Regions from separate parts of the Homo sapiens genome. Here regions 2 and 3 are each linked to region 1. The links are chromatin contacts, found by Hi-C or POLR2A ChIA-PET in ENCODE. All regions are on one chromosome and are shown on one strand. Each heading gives the region's core, a stretch centred on a gene start or an enhancer-like site at or near the end of the contact. The rest is flanking DNA. Distances are from core to core; before and after follow the strand shown.

Region 1 (5,124 bases), core at 1,700-4,199:
CCTTATTTAATTTTTTTAAAAAAGCTCTATATTGACCTAATTTTTCTCATTCGACAGAGAAATGACAAAAATCTCACCCACCGCTGCTCAAGAAAACCTTACAAACTGTAAGAAATGCTTACTTTTGATTCTAAAGTAGACTTCAGAGATAATGTACTTATTGATGATTGTAGAGGGAAAAAAAGCACACAATCATTATCAATTTCATTGTCTAAGTTTTTCAGAGTAGAAAACTAAATATGATGAATAACTAAAAATAATTTCTCAAATTTTTTTCTGATGGTTCCTTAACAGACTATCTTCCCAAAATCCATGTCACCCTGTTGCATAGGAGATGGTTTTCCAAAGTGATTTAACAAGTTTCTGATTTAATTTAAAAAAAAACATAAAAAGATAACCACATTTTTTCAGTTTTTGATTTGACTTCAAAATTCATCTGAAAAAAATCATTATGTAGTGATCTAATAATGAAACCTACTTCTGTTTGTGGGTTTTACTTGTAGAAACAGTAAATCATTTTAACTTGTGATTTATATCAAATTGTTCCACCTGTTACTTTCTTTAATGCATTAGAAGCTAAAATGTATATTTCTCGGTTTATACAGACTGCATTTTGTGTTAAATGTAAATTGATATTAATTTTGGAACAAGGAGGAATTTAAAGGAATTTAAAGACAATTGGGATATATTCAGAATGATGATGATGAAATGATTATATAATTAAAGAAGGTTTTCAGAAGCTATGTGTAATGGTAGAAATCAAGGCTTTATCCTTCCTTATTAATAGTAATTGTATTGATATAATTTAGTAAGACTTTTTTTTTTTTACATTTCCTATTGCTGTGATATTTGAGAATGTATACTAAAAGTAGAATTACCTAATTACCTAATTAGTTTCACATGACCTCATATCTAGCGCAAGAGCCTGGTACAGTTTCTCTATAACATTAGATTAGAATACACAGACCAGCTGTATTGCAGGAAGGGGAGATCTCGATTTAAGAACTGGGTGAATTAAACAAAACAGCTGGTTTGAAATATTTACATTCTGGGCCAGGCGTGGTGGCTCATGCCTGCAATCCCAGCACTTTGGTAGGCCGAGGTGGGCGGATCACCTGAGGTAAGGAGTTGGAGACCAGCCTGACCAACATGGAGAAACTCTGTCTCTACTAAAAATACAAAATTAGGTCGGGTGCGGTGGCTCATGCCTGTAATCCCAGCACTTTGGGAGGCTGAGGCGGGTGGATCACGACATCTGGAGTTCGAGACCAGCCTGGCCAACATGGTGAAACCCTGTCTCTACCAAAAATACAAAAATTAGCCGGGTGTGGTGGTGCACGCCTGTAATCCCACCTACTCAGGAGGCTGAGGCAGGAGAATTGCTTGAACCCGGGAGGCGGAGGTTGCAGTGAGCTGAGATCATGCCATTGCACTCCAGCCTAGGCAACACGAGTGAACTCCATCTGAAAAAAAAAAAAATTTACATTCTGTAGTTTCCCAGAAATATATTCCAATTTCTAACAACTTATCATACTGTTGTCCAGTGCTATTTATTCAACAAGCTTTTGAGAGTTGTTGAGAGCGGGCACTGTCAACAACCAGGGATGCAAAGATGAATTTCATAAGCTCTGTGCTAGAGTATTACTACCTAGTAAAAACTAATAATTACAATAGAGTGAGCTATGAAAGCATTGAAAATGAAGCAAATATTTGTGCTTAGGAAAGCGTGGGAAGGCATCAAAGAGAGCAAAAAGGCAGTTTTGAGGTGTTATACATGGGACTGGACACCAGCAACAAAGGTGGTGAGGAAATTTTTGAACAGAAATGGGACACGGCCTCCTCTTAGAATTCAAGAGGTTGAATTGAAGGTTGTCTTTCCTTCATTGCACTTATTCCAATGTGTATGTTTAGATTTGTTTTTGTGATCATCAATGATGCTAGACTAAAAGTTCCTTGAGGACAAGTCTATATCCGATTTTCTTTACAACTGTATACTTCCCAGTGGTTACACATACAACATGTCAAATAAATGTGTTGTAAGCAAAAAGTGGGTAGGAGAGTTCTCAGAAGACTGGCTGCTCATTATTTATCCAATACTGTCAAGTGAGAGAGCCAGTGAATCTGTGAAAACAGAAGCATTGAATCTGGGAAAAGCATTCCTCTCACCAGAGGAGCATGCTCTACTGTCTGGCAGGGGATAATCCATTGAACTTCCTGTGGTCATAATTACCCATTTTTCTCCTTCCTTCTTCCCCCATTGGATGAATCATCTCTTTGCTCTTATTTCAACCTTTTAATTACTGATCCACCCTCTTTGATTACCTGACACAACAGGAATATCTTTCGTAACTTGAAAGGTCAGTTGACTGAATTTGTTTCATTTTGTTTAGTGATTATGCAGCCTTGCTCACTCTTGTGCATCTGTTGCAATGTTTTTCGTGGAAAACAAAGGTCTCATTTAGATTTCTAAATTACCTTGCTACAAAGCTGACTCTATACTAATGAAATTCCTCTAAAACAGTAGACGTAAGAAAGAATGCTTGCACTATAAGAAGAAACGAGTGTGAGGTCCTTCCGGATTTTTGCTGGGAAAAGATAAATCATTTTTTATGACTCCTGAATATGCCATCAGAATTGTTGGCCTTCAAGGTTTACCCCATTATTGTGGGCTAAAACGTATTCAAACGCTCGAAGACTAGAGACGCCTAAAGCCACCCGCCACCCCTAGTGTCCAGGAGGAGTCAGTAAACACCGAGATTGCTTCCCGCAGCACACCCAAGAAGGAATGTAATGTAATGCAGCCACCATGTTGGTTGTGGTTAAGTGCAGCAAACTGCTTGGCGTCACTTAGCCCTGCTGCGCAAGCGTGTTGAGAGTACGCTTCACTCCGCCCCTTCTCGTGCACGCGCCCGGAGCCCGCAACTCTCGCGAGAGAAGCGAGATTTATTCCTACGTACCGGGCCGTGCTGCTTATGGCGGCGCTGGAGAGGGGGCGCTGAGCTGTTGGGGTGAGTACGACCTCAGGGTCCAACTGGGGGTAGCAGAAACCCAGGGGAAGGGCTGAGAATAAGACCAAGGCTAACGAGAAGCCTTCTGAGTCAAGGTGGGCACTCGTAGAGCTCTAGGTGGGGAAGAATGCACCCCGATTCCCTGCCCTGGGCTTTTTCATACGTCTCCCGTTCAACTGCCTGGGCCTCATGTCAGGTCGCAGAGCTGAAACGAGGAGTTGAGGCCAGCCGGCTGCGCGTGGTGGTAGTGGTGGTGGTGACTAAAGTGGGGGGAGGGAGCGAAAATGGAGGCTCCGACAGCAGCCAAGATGGAGGCAGAGGGTGCGGGGCTCGGGCGCGGAGGCTGCTGGGATCTGTAGTCTGGCTGCTTCCCCATCTGCGGCTTGTCTGGGGAAACGGGAACTACATGTCCCGGCGGGCGGGGCGAGGGGGTGGTGGCGCGGTCCTTTGTGTGAGGTTGGAAGAGCCTGAGACCGAGAAGAGGGGCCTACTTTGACTCTGGACCCTGTAGTTTCCTGGCCGTTACCTGCTTGGGAATCTGACTACCAGTACCAGAGCGCAGTGCGGCAGTGGCGCCTTCTTTGTGTATAGACTGAGACCCTGCTCCATCTAGATATCTTAGGGGAAGTGTTTAAAGACACCTTTCCCCAGCCACATCTGGCACAGTAGTGTGGCGGAATTGACATCGTTACTCCAGTCACCTAGAGCAGGGTCTCAGCACCCAACCTTCCCCTCATTGTCTCCCCTTCGGCGTCTTGAGAAAGGGAACCAGTCCCTAATCTTTTAGGCACGTGGCTCCCACCCCTCTATCTTGGGGAATGGGCGTGCGCCCTGAAAGCTCAGTAGTGTCCTCCCTTCCACCTCCTGTAGTTCTCATGGTGCCAGCGCCTGGCCCACCCACATTGTGCAATGAACGGCCTGGCTTCGTCATTCTATGTAGAATGTTTTAGAGTTCCCCCGTCGGAGACAGCTTCAAATTTTTGCCATGCTATTTTATCAATACGAAATCTTAGTGCCAAGGTTCTTTTGCTTTAAGGTTTTCCCTTAGAAACACCCAGATGGCGGCCGTCTTGCTTAACTCACAGGTGAAGCAGAGAACGCTCCCTGAAACAGGCTTGAATCTGCAAAGAATATCTGAACGTTGTTGGGCAAGTTAATTTTCGTGTTTTGCACCTTAAATGAGTAAAAGAATATGGCGCTCTTTAAACAGTTGGGAGACAGGGCGGAGAGGGAGAATGCTCAAAGGCACTGTGGTAGTTAAATCTTTTTGAGAGGCTTAAATTTTCATCAGGCTGGTATGAACTGGCAGTTCTCAGCCACTGCTACTAACCTACTTTTTTAGAATGTAGGTTTCAAATTATAGCCCACAGATATAAGCTACTCTATACTAAAATGCTGAGTAATTTTCATTTTGAGTAACTAAAGGCAAACATTCTTGATATTGCATTGAGGAGCACTATAATACATACCTTGGTTTTCTTTTGGTACTAACCAATAATGGATATCCTTGGTGTGGGTAAGGAGGGGCTTTATATACTTCAGTAGGGATATACCTGAGTCATAAAACTTAGATAAATATTTGGCCTTCTTTTTGTTTCGTTTTAGCCCTGGGACTAAAATAAAAGAGAAGGTAATAGTTTGGTTTTGCAGCTGTTCTGGATGTTTACCATCGAGATGATTATTTATAGCAGCTGAGTTGAAAACTAAAGTATTTGAGGCACAGAAGATAGGTTTTCTTTTTTTGTAAGTACTGACTTAAGTGTGACCTTTAGCGAGTGTGGGTGAAAATCTGGTAAAGTCCTAGCAAATCAAAATTGAAAGCGTGAAAGCTGACGTGCAGTCTGGCTTTACCCTCTACCCTTATTTTCCCTTCTCCCCACCTGAAGACACATCGTGTAGGGCCATCGATTTTTGTTTTAAACAAACAAAATGCTAAAATATCAAATTATGCTGGAGCATTCATAACATGAAATTTAGTGTTCCAGTGTTTTTCATTGTACAGTTCAGTGGCACTAAGTCTATTGAAACTGTTGTGAGAGCCATACTTTCGACAAGGTAGTTAAAACATGGAAATTTTGGAACGATGTTCTTTTGGACAGATTTTTGAGGAGTTGAA
Region 2 (5,124 bases), core at 1,798-4,297, 1.8 Mb before region 1:
TGTAGCGTTTTTGTTGGGGGGTGGGGTGGGGGTAGAAGCCGGATGAGAAGGAGAGCAGGAACACAGGATGGCCTTCTCTAGGGCCTCTGCGGCAAGTCCACACCATCCTTTTCCAACTATGAAGTGCTGCCCTGGCCATGAAATGCAGCGGGGATTTCCCAGAATGGTGATAAAAGCAGGAGTTGTGCATTCTAGTTAAGTGAGACTGCACAGCGCACTGGTCTCTGTTTCCTCTTCCAGTGTTGGGAGGGGTTTACATCTGCAAATTGAGAAGAATGTTAGAATGATTAAAACCATAGCAGTGATACGTGATTAGTCAGAACCCATCTATAATTCTTTAAAATTCATAGAATATGCAAAAAGGAACTAGATAGTAAGAAGCAGAGGGAGACACTTCTTTTTTTCTTCTTTTTCTAAATCCAAGACTTTCAAAAGCTTTCGTGTGTGCTTTCCTCTGCTCCCAGAACCATTGGCTGCATCCTTATCAACTCCTTGCAGCTGCTGGCTTGGCCAGGAGTTGAAAATGTGACTGCCTCTCCCTTGGGTACCCATAATGGTTCCATGTTAAGTCTTATGTATAATTTTTCCTAATTTTTTTCTAATGTTCTTTTTCTGCCAGGGTATGTTTTAAAAAGGGAAATAGAGTATTATGGAATAAGATTACCCTTCTATGTCCTTCGTGCAAATCCAACCAGTATTTATATAAATGAATGTATGTTCCCTCATGAGGCATGCAATGAAAATGACAATTTGCATTTATGCAGGATTGAGCAGTGTTTTGCTCACTACATTCTGGGATTCCTAAGCTTTGTGGGAGTAGTTCCAAAGGTTTGGCAGAAACGAGAGTCAAGACACCAGAGAGTGGCATGCTAGGAAGAACAGCCCCGGCCTCTTCAGCTGCCCTCTTTTCTTACTTTCTCATCCATGATTATCTACAGTGACAAGAAGATAAAACTGGACCTTGCAATACTAGTCACAGCATGAAAAATACATCCACCCCTCCTTTTGATAGCAGGTTCTCAGTATGTAAAGGGAATCTTTTTGGCTGCCTGCTTAACGCATTGCAGGTCCAGCATTCCTGAGCTGCTTTTGATTCATAAAATTAACCAGGCATTTGAGGGCTTCTAAAAGTGCTTGATGGACAGCATTTCTCTCAATGAAAGAGCAGGCACTGCTCCTTGGTCAAAGGAGAGTCCAACCAAGGAAGCCTAATGAGTTATTCCTCACCCAATACCTGGAGACCATGACCTGGGGGTGAGGGGCTTCCCCAGCCCCATGTGACTGGGCTGTTCTTTCCTCAGCCCTGCTCTTAAGGGGCTTAACAGCTCTTGCTGGCAGTCCAAATGGCTGCATAGCTGTCAGTCCAAAAGTCCCATTATCATATCCCGTTCCTGTATGAAGGGATAAGAGTAGAGGCATTGGACATGGCCTCAGCTGGACTCCAAGTTCTGCCCTTTACTGTGTGCCCTGAGTAATTTACCTTCCCCAGGCATCAGTTTCCTCATTTGCAAAAACAACAGCAGCAGTAAGACTAAGTTAATCCAAGCAATGCACTTCACACAGGGCCTGCTCAATAGATGTTTGCTGTCATATCACTTCCCAGCTCAAAAACTTTCTGTGGCTCCCCAGTGTCTGAAGGTCTAACCCCATCCTGCCTTTCTAAGTTGGCCTGAGTTCCTACCAGCCCAGGGCAGAGAACACTTGATTTCCTCATATTTTATGTTACACACTGCCCCTGCCTTGTGTTCCCAGTATCTACAGATGGTAGGGAATATCTCGAGATAGCAGGTTTGTGGTAGAGGGCATTGGTCCCAGAAGTTTCACTGATAGAGATACCTTTTAAGATTTTATGGCTAACTTAAGAAATAATTCATGTCTCTTTGCAATATGGTTCAAGTGTCTTGAGTGACTTCGAGTCCCCACCTGGGGATAATGGAGGTGAAGCAGCAAGAAAGCACATTCCCACTCAGTTTCACAACCTGCACCATGTATGTGTTGGTGGTTATTTGGGCAGCAGGGAGTCCTGTTCATGGAAATGGATTCCTGCTCACATAATAACTAAGAGTTCTGTGAACTCCCTCAGCTGGGCAGGGGCAACTCTGGTGCTTCTGTCTGCAAGAAAGGGGACAGACAGGGAGGCTGATGTGAGGAGCTGGTTCTGGGAATAGGGTCATTTGTTCTGGGATATAGGGATGTGAGGGGAGGGCCAGCTCAATCCAGACTGATGAAGAGCGGGGAGAGTGATGAGTGCCTGCCTCAGCTTGGGCTGGATGGATGTGGGGAGGCTGGGCAGTGAGGGAGATGTGGATCTGACATCTCAGCCTGAGGGAAAGTCCCGGTTGAGATGGGGGAAGACAGAAAAAGAGGAATCTGAGAAGGGAGAAACCAAAGGCTGGAAATCCCAGCTCCGGGGATAAGGGAGTATGGGGACGGGGGAGGCCTGCCTCAGGTAACCCTACGCCTAACAGTTGTCTAAAATGCTCCCTTTCCTTGTCATGTTTGAGGAAAAGTGGTTCAAAGAGGCCGTCTGATGCGGGATCACACAGCGCTGAAGGGATGAGGGGCCCCGGGTGCTCCCGCCCGTCCTGCTGCCTCCTCCGGTGGCTCTCTGGGAGCCACAGCCCCGTCTAGCCACGGAGGGGCCTACAGCACGCCCCAAACGCTAAGGGGAAGCGCGGGAGGTGCGGTAGGAAGGCAGAGAAACCTGGTTTTTAAAACCAAGCCATTTTCAAGGAAAGAATTTCTTACTTTAAAACCTTGGTTTTTAAAACCAAGCCATTTTCAAGGAAAGAATTTCTTACTTAAAAATAGCGTATGGAATGGCGGCGGAATGACGGGAGGGACCGAGCTGGGGGACTGGACGGCGCCCCGGGGACACAGGAAGGAGGCGCGCAGAGCCGAGGCCAGAGGCGCGCCCGGGGAGTGGAAGCGCGAAGACAAACGCGGCGCCGCGGAGGGTGGGGGAGGAAGGGCCGGGGCGGGCCGCCGGCTGCCAGCCCAGGGCGGGGCGGAGCCCTACTTCTGGCCGACCGCGTAGGCGGTGCTTGAACTTAGGGCTGCTTGTGGCTGGGCACTCGCGCAGAGGCCGGCCCGACGAGCCATGGTTGCTGGGAGCGACGCGGGGCGGGCCCTGGGGGTCCTCAGCGTGGTCTGCCTGCTGCACTGCTTTGGTGAGTGAAGCCTGCCCCAGGGGCCCCGCGCCGGCCGGCGGGTACTGGGCAGCACCCAGGCTGGGTGGACGCGCCGGGCTCGAGGCGGTTGCCGATCAGAGACGGGTGGGGACGGGTCGCTGTGGGCCGGGAACAACTCAGCCGTGGGAGCCTTTTCAGGAAGAGAAAGTTGTTATTTCATCGCCAGTGTCCCTCATGGAGTCAGCAAGGAACTGTGTGGCCTTAGGGAAGGACGGGCTCCGGCCCGCTAGCCTCTCCTGCGGGGCCTGCGCCCCCCCGCCGGCCCCCTCCCGAGCTCCAGTGACCAAGTTCCTTCCTGGGCTTCCCCAGTAACGTCGCTGAGCGCTTCAGCGGACTGCAAAATTTTTCCCAGCCGTGAACGCGCCCGGGACGGGGAGCGGGCGCGGATGCCACCTGCTCGAGGGCGACGCCTGCTGCCCTCCCCGCGCGGTGCCGTCCCCGCCCGCGCGGCGTCCGCCGTATCAGCAGAGAGGACTTTTCAGAATCGCCCCACAGCGAGGAGCGGGTAGGCAACTAGGAAGCCCAGTCGGCAGCGGCCTCACGTTGGGATTCCTAAGTGGTGCGACTCCTGCTCCTTTTTCCTCCCCTCAAATCCTAAAAACTAGTATCAGAACTGGTTCCATCCTCTCCGTGTGTTGTCAGCCAAGTCGTCACAACAACCTCAGGAAATAGGTCCCCTTCTTCCCATTTTGCCTCCCCATCCTCCTTCACCCTCCACACATTGGCCCCAGTCAGGCCATAGCAAAACCCCGGGAGTACAGCAGTAACCTCCCAGCGAGTTCAACTGTACTTGAGGGGTTCTCATGGCTGGCTCCTGCACCCCACTGCCAGCCCTCCAGCCCGTCCGTCCGTTTGCTCAGCGTCCGCTGCCTGCCCGGGAGGTGCGCGTGTGCATCTATGGAAGACAGCCAAGGGGGAGGGGTTGAGATAGACTCAAAAGTACCCGCACGATCAGATAAGTCAGTGTTGTAAGAGGCCTGGGCTGGGCGTGGTGGCTTACACCTGTCATCCTAGCACTTTGGGAGGCTGAGGCAGGTGGATCACTTGAGGCCAGGAATCGGAGACCAGCAGGGCCAACACGGTGAAAGATCGGCTCTACAAAAAATACAAAAATTAGCTGAGCGTGGTGGCGCATACCTATAGTCCCAGCTACTCGGAAGGCTGAGGTGGGAGAATCACCTGAGTCCCGGAGGCAGAGGATGCAGTGAGCTGTGATTGTGCCACTGAACTCCAGCCTGGGTGACAGAATATGACCTGTCTCAAAAAAAAAAAAAAAAAAAAAAGGTGAGCTGTGAGGGTACAGAGGGAAGAAGAAGGCAGTCTCTTTTGTGAAATCAAGTGTCTTTTGTGAAGCAGTCTTCATGGGAGGGAGGATATTTGAGCCCAGCCTTCAAGGACTGGTGATGTGTGGACATGTGATAATGTGGGAAAAGATTGCTGAGTGTCCCCTTAGGGAGTCTGGATTCTCTGAGCTGAGAGAGCTTCTCCTGGGCCTTACAGGATCAGGACCATGCGCCTGGGAAGAAGAATCTGTTAGCAACAAAGAGGAAGGCTGCAGTCAGGAGGAATTGGAGGCAGGGAGGCCAGAAGGCCAGGGTGGACTACCATCACAGGGCCCAAATAGCTCTGGGGAGTTCATGTGCGGGTGGCTGGGGAAAAGAAGAGATACAAACAGGGATTAATTGAATGGATGGGGTAACTCTCCTCCAGGCAAGCTGGTCCCTCATTCCCTGGCACCTTGGGTCACTGCTGCCTGTACCTGTGTTCTCCCTTCCACTGCAAACCCAGTTTGCCCAAGCTCCACCTCCAACAGATTATTTGAACTGTCCCTTCCTGGTGATCTCTCTCACCTAATTCATGTATTCATTCAGAAGTCATTTGATTCAGCAAACATGTATTTATAAACTGCTCTGCATAGGCCTTAAACTAAAGA
Region 3 (5,124 bases), core at 1,425-3,924, 1.7 Mb before region 1:
AGCTTCCCAGAAGCTGACCCAGAGATGGAAACTTCCATGAGGGACATTTATTAGGAATACTCTTGGGATTAACACCTTTGGAATAGAAGGAAAATGAGAAACAATTTGTGCAGAGAGATAAGTTAGGCTGCAAAGCAGTCTCAACAAAGGTCTCTGCTGACCCCATAGGGAACTTTGAAGGTGGGGTGAGGGTGCCAGACAAGTATACCTCATTGGATGTGGGCTGCTCCAGGAAGGGGGGTGGGGTGTGACCTTGAGTGAGGATCTCTCTTCAGCTAAGGCACTTCCTGGAGAGGTCTGTCTGCCAGCAAATCCCCAGCAGCTTGAGGGAATAAGTTCACCAGTTCTAAAGAGAAATCTGGGTGGTGCACCCCAATGCCCACTACAAAAGGACTCTAGTGTAGGGAGCTTGTCAATGAACTGGGGGCAACTCTCCAAGGCTTAGGTCCTAGAGCAGAGAAAGTGTGGATAGGAAACGTAGGGGTTTGCCCAGACAGGCAAAGAGCTGATTCAGAAAGGATATTTTTTTCATCTTCTACCTATACCCCAGTCCCTGCAGAACTCTGAGGCTCCCTACCCATAGGGAGACAGTCTGCCTGCTGGTCACCTCCTACTCATCACTGGGAATCACAGACAGAACAAGTGGTGGCAACACCGGCCTGAAGATTCTGGACAGTGAGTAGATTTACACAGAGTAAACAAGAAGCTGGACTGAGTTTGGTTTAATCTGTCACTCCAGAAACCCACAAGCTGACAGCAGAGTCAATTCCACAGTATTTATGTGCCTTGGTGGCTGCTGCTCATGGTGGCTATTTCCCATGATCACATCTCATTATTCTTTATTACCTTGTCATCTGGAGGAGGAAGGATATCATCATCAATATTCTGTGAATTCCTAAATTATTTCACTTCTTCCAAATGAACTCTGTCTCACTAGCCTTGTGACCCTGGTGTCCCTCAGAACTCTACGCAGGGCCGGGAGTCTAGTTTAGCCTTAAGTGAAGGCAGAATAAGTGGCTCCCCCACTCAGGGTCACCAGAAAAATCCTAACCCGTGAGAATCTTCCTACCCTGTTTTCTGATGTCTGAAGTCCCAGGGCACAAAATTTTCAACTTCAAGCTCTGATCCCAATTAAATGTAGACACTCTCAGAAAGGGTCACTATCTCTTAATGAAACTGCATTTTAGCCGGGCGCGGTGGCTCACGCCTGTAATCCCAGCACTTTGGGAGGCCGAGGCGGGCGGATCACAAGGTCAGAGATCCAGACCATCCTGGCTAACACGGTGAAACCCCGTCTCTACTAAAAACACAAAAATTAGCCGGGCGTGGTGGCGGGCGCCTGTAGTCCCAGCTACTCAGGAGGCTGAGGCAGGAGAATGGCGTGAACCTGGGAGGCGGAGCTTGCAGTGAACGGAGATCGCGCCACTGCACTCCAGCCTGGGCGACAGAGCGAGATACCGTCTCACAAAAAAAAAAAAAAAAAAAAAAAAAGTGCACTTTAGATGTTTTCCTGGTGGGGGGGGGGGGGAGTGGGATATAAGTAGCAGTGTTCCAAGTACCAAAACCTCCCTGAGTCATCTGTGAAAAGCCATTTGGCAATAATACTGAAAGCTTTTAAATGCTCACATTCTGACTTAGCAGTTTCACTCCTGTGAATATAACCTAAGGAAACTGATCTCAATACTGAAAGGACTTTATACACAAGAATGGGCTGGGCAGCAAAGTGCTGTAATCCCAGCACTTTGGGAGGCCGAGGCCGGGTCGAGGGAGAAGCACCTGAGGTCAGAAGTTCGAGACCAGCCTGGCCAACATGATGAAACCCCGTCTCTACTGAAAGTACAAAAATTAGGTGGGCGTGGTGGCAGATGCCCGTAATCTCAGCTACTCAGGAGGCTGAGGCAGGAGAATCTCTTGAACCTGGAAGGCGAAGGTTGCAGTGAGCTGAGATCGCGCCACTGCACTCCAGCCTGGGCGACAAGAGCGAGACATCGTCTCAAAAAACAAACAAACAAACAAACAAACAACCAAACAAAACAAAAAAGAATGAATAATTTATAATCGTGAAGCTTTGGAAGCCACTTGAATGTTGAACATTTGCGAGATGCTCAGAGAAGTGACAGCGTATCAACCCAATTTTTTAAAGTCCTGCCATTAAAAATTATAGGTAGGAAGCGTCAGTACTAACACGGTGAAAATGTTCATGTTACAAAGTGGAAAACAACCCTGGATTCAGTTTAGTATGTGCGTTTTACCACAGCTATGTAGAAACAAATCCATACACATGGAAATCGAATGAAGTGAAACGCATGCAAATGGTAATGATGCTGTGCTTGGAGGCAGAATTGGAAGCAGTGTTAAAGTTATTTATCATCATTCGTGTTTTTAAAATGCCGTGTGATGGCCGCAATACTTCTGTAACGAATGATGTTTAAGCACGGAGCCCTTCACTGGCCGACGCGCGGGTGGGAGATAGGAGCCGCGCCCAAGCTCAGGTGGCGGCTGCGGGCAGGGCCGCCTGGGGCCGCAGCCGGGCGCGCTCCCGGCGGGGACCCTCTGCTCTCCTTGCAGACGGAGGCCGCGCCGGGTTTGGAGGCATCCCACAGCCTCAGGCCGAGGACCCGCCGCGAAGCGCCGCCTCCGCGGGTTGACCCTCTGCAGCCGCCGTAGCGCAGAGACGAATCCGCGCTCCCCCAGGCTGTCGCGCGAGCTCCCCGGAAGCTCCCACCTGAGCGGCGCATCCTCAGGGCCTGGGCCTGGCCTCCTTGCCTGTGAGATGGCACTGTGACGGTGCCCACCTCGTGGGGTGTGTGAGGGCCGAGTGAAATCGTGCATTTGCGGTAAGAAAGTGCTTATCACGGTGCCCAGTCCTAATATGGGCTGCCAGCCTAAGTACAGAGTCCCAATCCCAGCCCAAAGGCCAGTTTCCAGGTGAACCCTTGTCGGGGAGACCACCAGACGGAACAGTCCCAGTCTACACTCCTGCACCGAGCAGGGGACAGTGTGGACCGCAGAGAGGTCCGAAGTCCCTTTAGAATAAGGATGGTGCTTCAGGGTTGTTAAAAGGATTAAATGAGATGATATCTAAAGGGATTAGCACAGTGGCTGGTGCTAAAATAAATCATTTTCTCTACTGCCACTGCTCTTACAACCAGACGCCTGGAACAGCCTGCTGGTTCGTCTCCTCATTTGTAAGCTGGAGTTAGTAGGTGTGTTGTGAAGGTTGAGAGAATATGCATAGGCAGAACCTGGCGTTTAATATTTGGGAAGTGGCAGCAATTCTTTCTTCATTAATCTACAAGCTGCACTGTGGTAGGCACATACCCTTAGCACCGATTCTTATAAGTGCAGGTAAGAGAGAGAGAAGATATATTGTGTAAGTCGAAGGAGCCAGCCGTGTCCAGGCCACCGCAAAACCTCGACAGTACTGTACCAGGGCCCTCTTCAGTGAATGAATCTCCTCTTTGGCCTGTTTGCTGTCTGTTTGCATTTGCTGCACCCATCAGTTCCCAAACCTGGTCTCTAAAGTCAGGAGCTCAAGGAAGCTTGTCCCAATCCTAGAAAACAAGTACAGCACACACCAACAGCAGCATCCCTAAAAGCCAGCCCTACTGGCAATGCGGGCCCTGCAACCCGTAGGTAAGTGGGACACTCTAAGCTTCTTGGAAACAGCTAACTCAGGGCCTGATTAGCTTACTCCCGCCTCCTGTCTTCAGGAAATCAGACTGTGTAAAATAAGAGAGAAAAGAAAATTGACATAAGTCTATTCCACTGTCTAATGAAATGTGTTTCACTTGTGTTTAAAGTGAATTGTGGGCTGGCGTGGTGGCTCATTTGCCTATAATCCCAACACTTTAGGAGGCCAAGGCAGGCAGATGGCTTGAGCTCAGAAGTTTGAAATCAGCCTGGCAACATGCAAAAACCCCATCTCTACAAAAAATATAAAAATTAGCAGGATGTGGTGGCGCATGCCTGTAGTCCCAGTTACTCTGGAGGCTGAGGTGGGAGGATGGCTTGAGCCTGGCAGGTCGAGGCTGCAGTGAGCTGTAATCATGCCAGTGCACTCCAGCCTGGGTGACAGTCAGGTCCTGTCTCAAAAAAAAAAAAGTGAATTGTAGTACCAGCTACATTTGTAGAGCCCTTTCTCTTTACAGTCATGGTGCTAAATTCTCTGATCTCATTTAATCCTCCCAACCACCCTCACAATGCTGTGTCCATTTTACATATTGGAAAGCTAAGACTCAGGTTAAGAGAGACTTGTTGAAGGTCACAGCTAGTAAGCTGCAGAGAACCAGAAAGTGAATCTGGGTTGATCTTGACTCTAAACAGTTTGCTTTTAACAACTATACTCCTTTGAACATATTTACCCTATTTTCTTCATTAAGTAAAATGTTTTCTGTATCTTAATTTTCAGAACCTCTAATACAACATTTTGCAGAACGTATTTTCTAAGTATCCCCGATCCCCGCAATCCAGGCTGCCTTCTGTAACCTTTTAGTCATTGCAAACACATAGTAGATGCATGCTGAATTTGTGAGCTTGGCACCACACATGACAGGCTTTGGTTAGGGAATTCAGCTGCAAGCAACCAAACCCTCAGAGCCAAAGCCAGGGGTGCTAGGACCTCTGGCCCTGCAGTGGCCCTGATATGGCCTTTGTGTCCTGCCTCAGAGGCCTTTCTATCCCCACAGTTACTGGGACAAAATGTCCTATGCTTTCACCCTTATGTGGCTCCAGATGTAGGATTTAATTTTTTAGAAATCTGCAATACTGCAGCAGAAATGTAGTTATGAGTCAGGGATGTGTATGTGTGTGTGTCTGTGTGTGAAAGCCAGTCTCTCAGCACCAGCTAAAAATGTGAAGCAGCAAGTCTGTGCTGGGAATTGAGGACACCATATGCTTGCATTTCTAGGTCTTCCTAAGAGTTATATAACTGCCCCTAAAGCCAGGGGGCAGGAGCAGGGCCAGCCGTGGGAGACGTTTCCAAAGAGGAATGCTGAGGAAGGACTGACCTTGAGGAGACAGGGAGTTTGCCAGGCTGTGGAATGTTCCCAGCCTTGGGGCTTAAACAAAAACTGTATTCAGAGGGTGAGTGCTCTGTTGAGAACAAACCCTATCTGTCTCCTG

What was found. Hi-C counts contacts between places; a loop is a spot of excess contacts on that map. ChIA-PET counts read pairs that join two places held with the same protein, here RNA polymerase II (POLR2A). Pooled maps may share reads with other maps.
Region 2: a pooled map shows a loop between it and region 1 (8-fold over the local background). The contact joins the promoter of CD58 here to the promoter of CSDE1 in region 1. A Hi-C loop is called at or near these places in 2 of 37 single-sample maps with no recorded cell type and 7 of 50 pooled maps.
Region 3: a loop to region 1 is called in a pooled map, with 8 times the contacts of the local background. The contact joins the promoter of ATP1A1-AS1 here to the promoter of CSDE1 in region 1. A Hi-C loop is called at or near these places in 6 of 50 pooled maps. POLR2A ChIA-PET finds 5 or more read pairs at or near these places in 2 of 52 experiments (WTC11 and activated CD4-positive, alpha-beta T cell).

What each region holds. Positions count from the first base shown.
Region 1 is chr1:114,755,809-114,760,932 of GRCh38, reverse strand. CSDE1 (cold shock domain containing E1) reads left to right here and starts at 2,949. Exons shown (of 20, transcript NM_001007553.3): 1 at 2,949-3,008. RefSeq lists enhancers at 2,743-3,032, 2,404-3,397, 3,233-3,552.
Region 2 is chr1:116,568,949-116,574,072 of GRCh38, reverse strand. CD58 (CD58 molecule) reads left to right here and starts at 3,047. Exons shown (of 6, transcript NM_001779.3): 1 at 3,047-3,170. The coding sequence starts at 3,101. It overlaps LOC124904385 (a long non-coding RNA gene), which reads right to left and starts at 3,098. Exons shown (of 2, transcript XR_007066497.1): 1 at 3,020-3,098; 2 at 1-259. RefSeq lists enhancers at 1-32, 3,916-3,975 and silencers at 2,846-3,305, 3,376-3,445.
Region 3 is chr1:116,416,172-116,421,295 of GRCh38, reverse strand. ATP1A1-AS1 (ATP1A1 antisense RNA 1) reads left to right here and starts at 2,674. Exons shown (of 3, transcript NR_027646.1): 1 at 2,674-2,837. RefSeq lists a silencer at 2,466-2,595 and enhancers at 2,555-2,849, 5,031-5,124.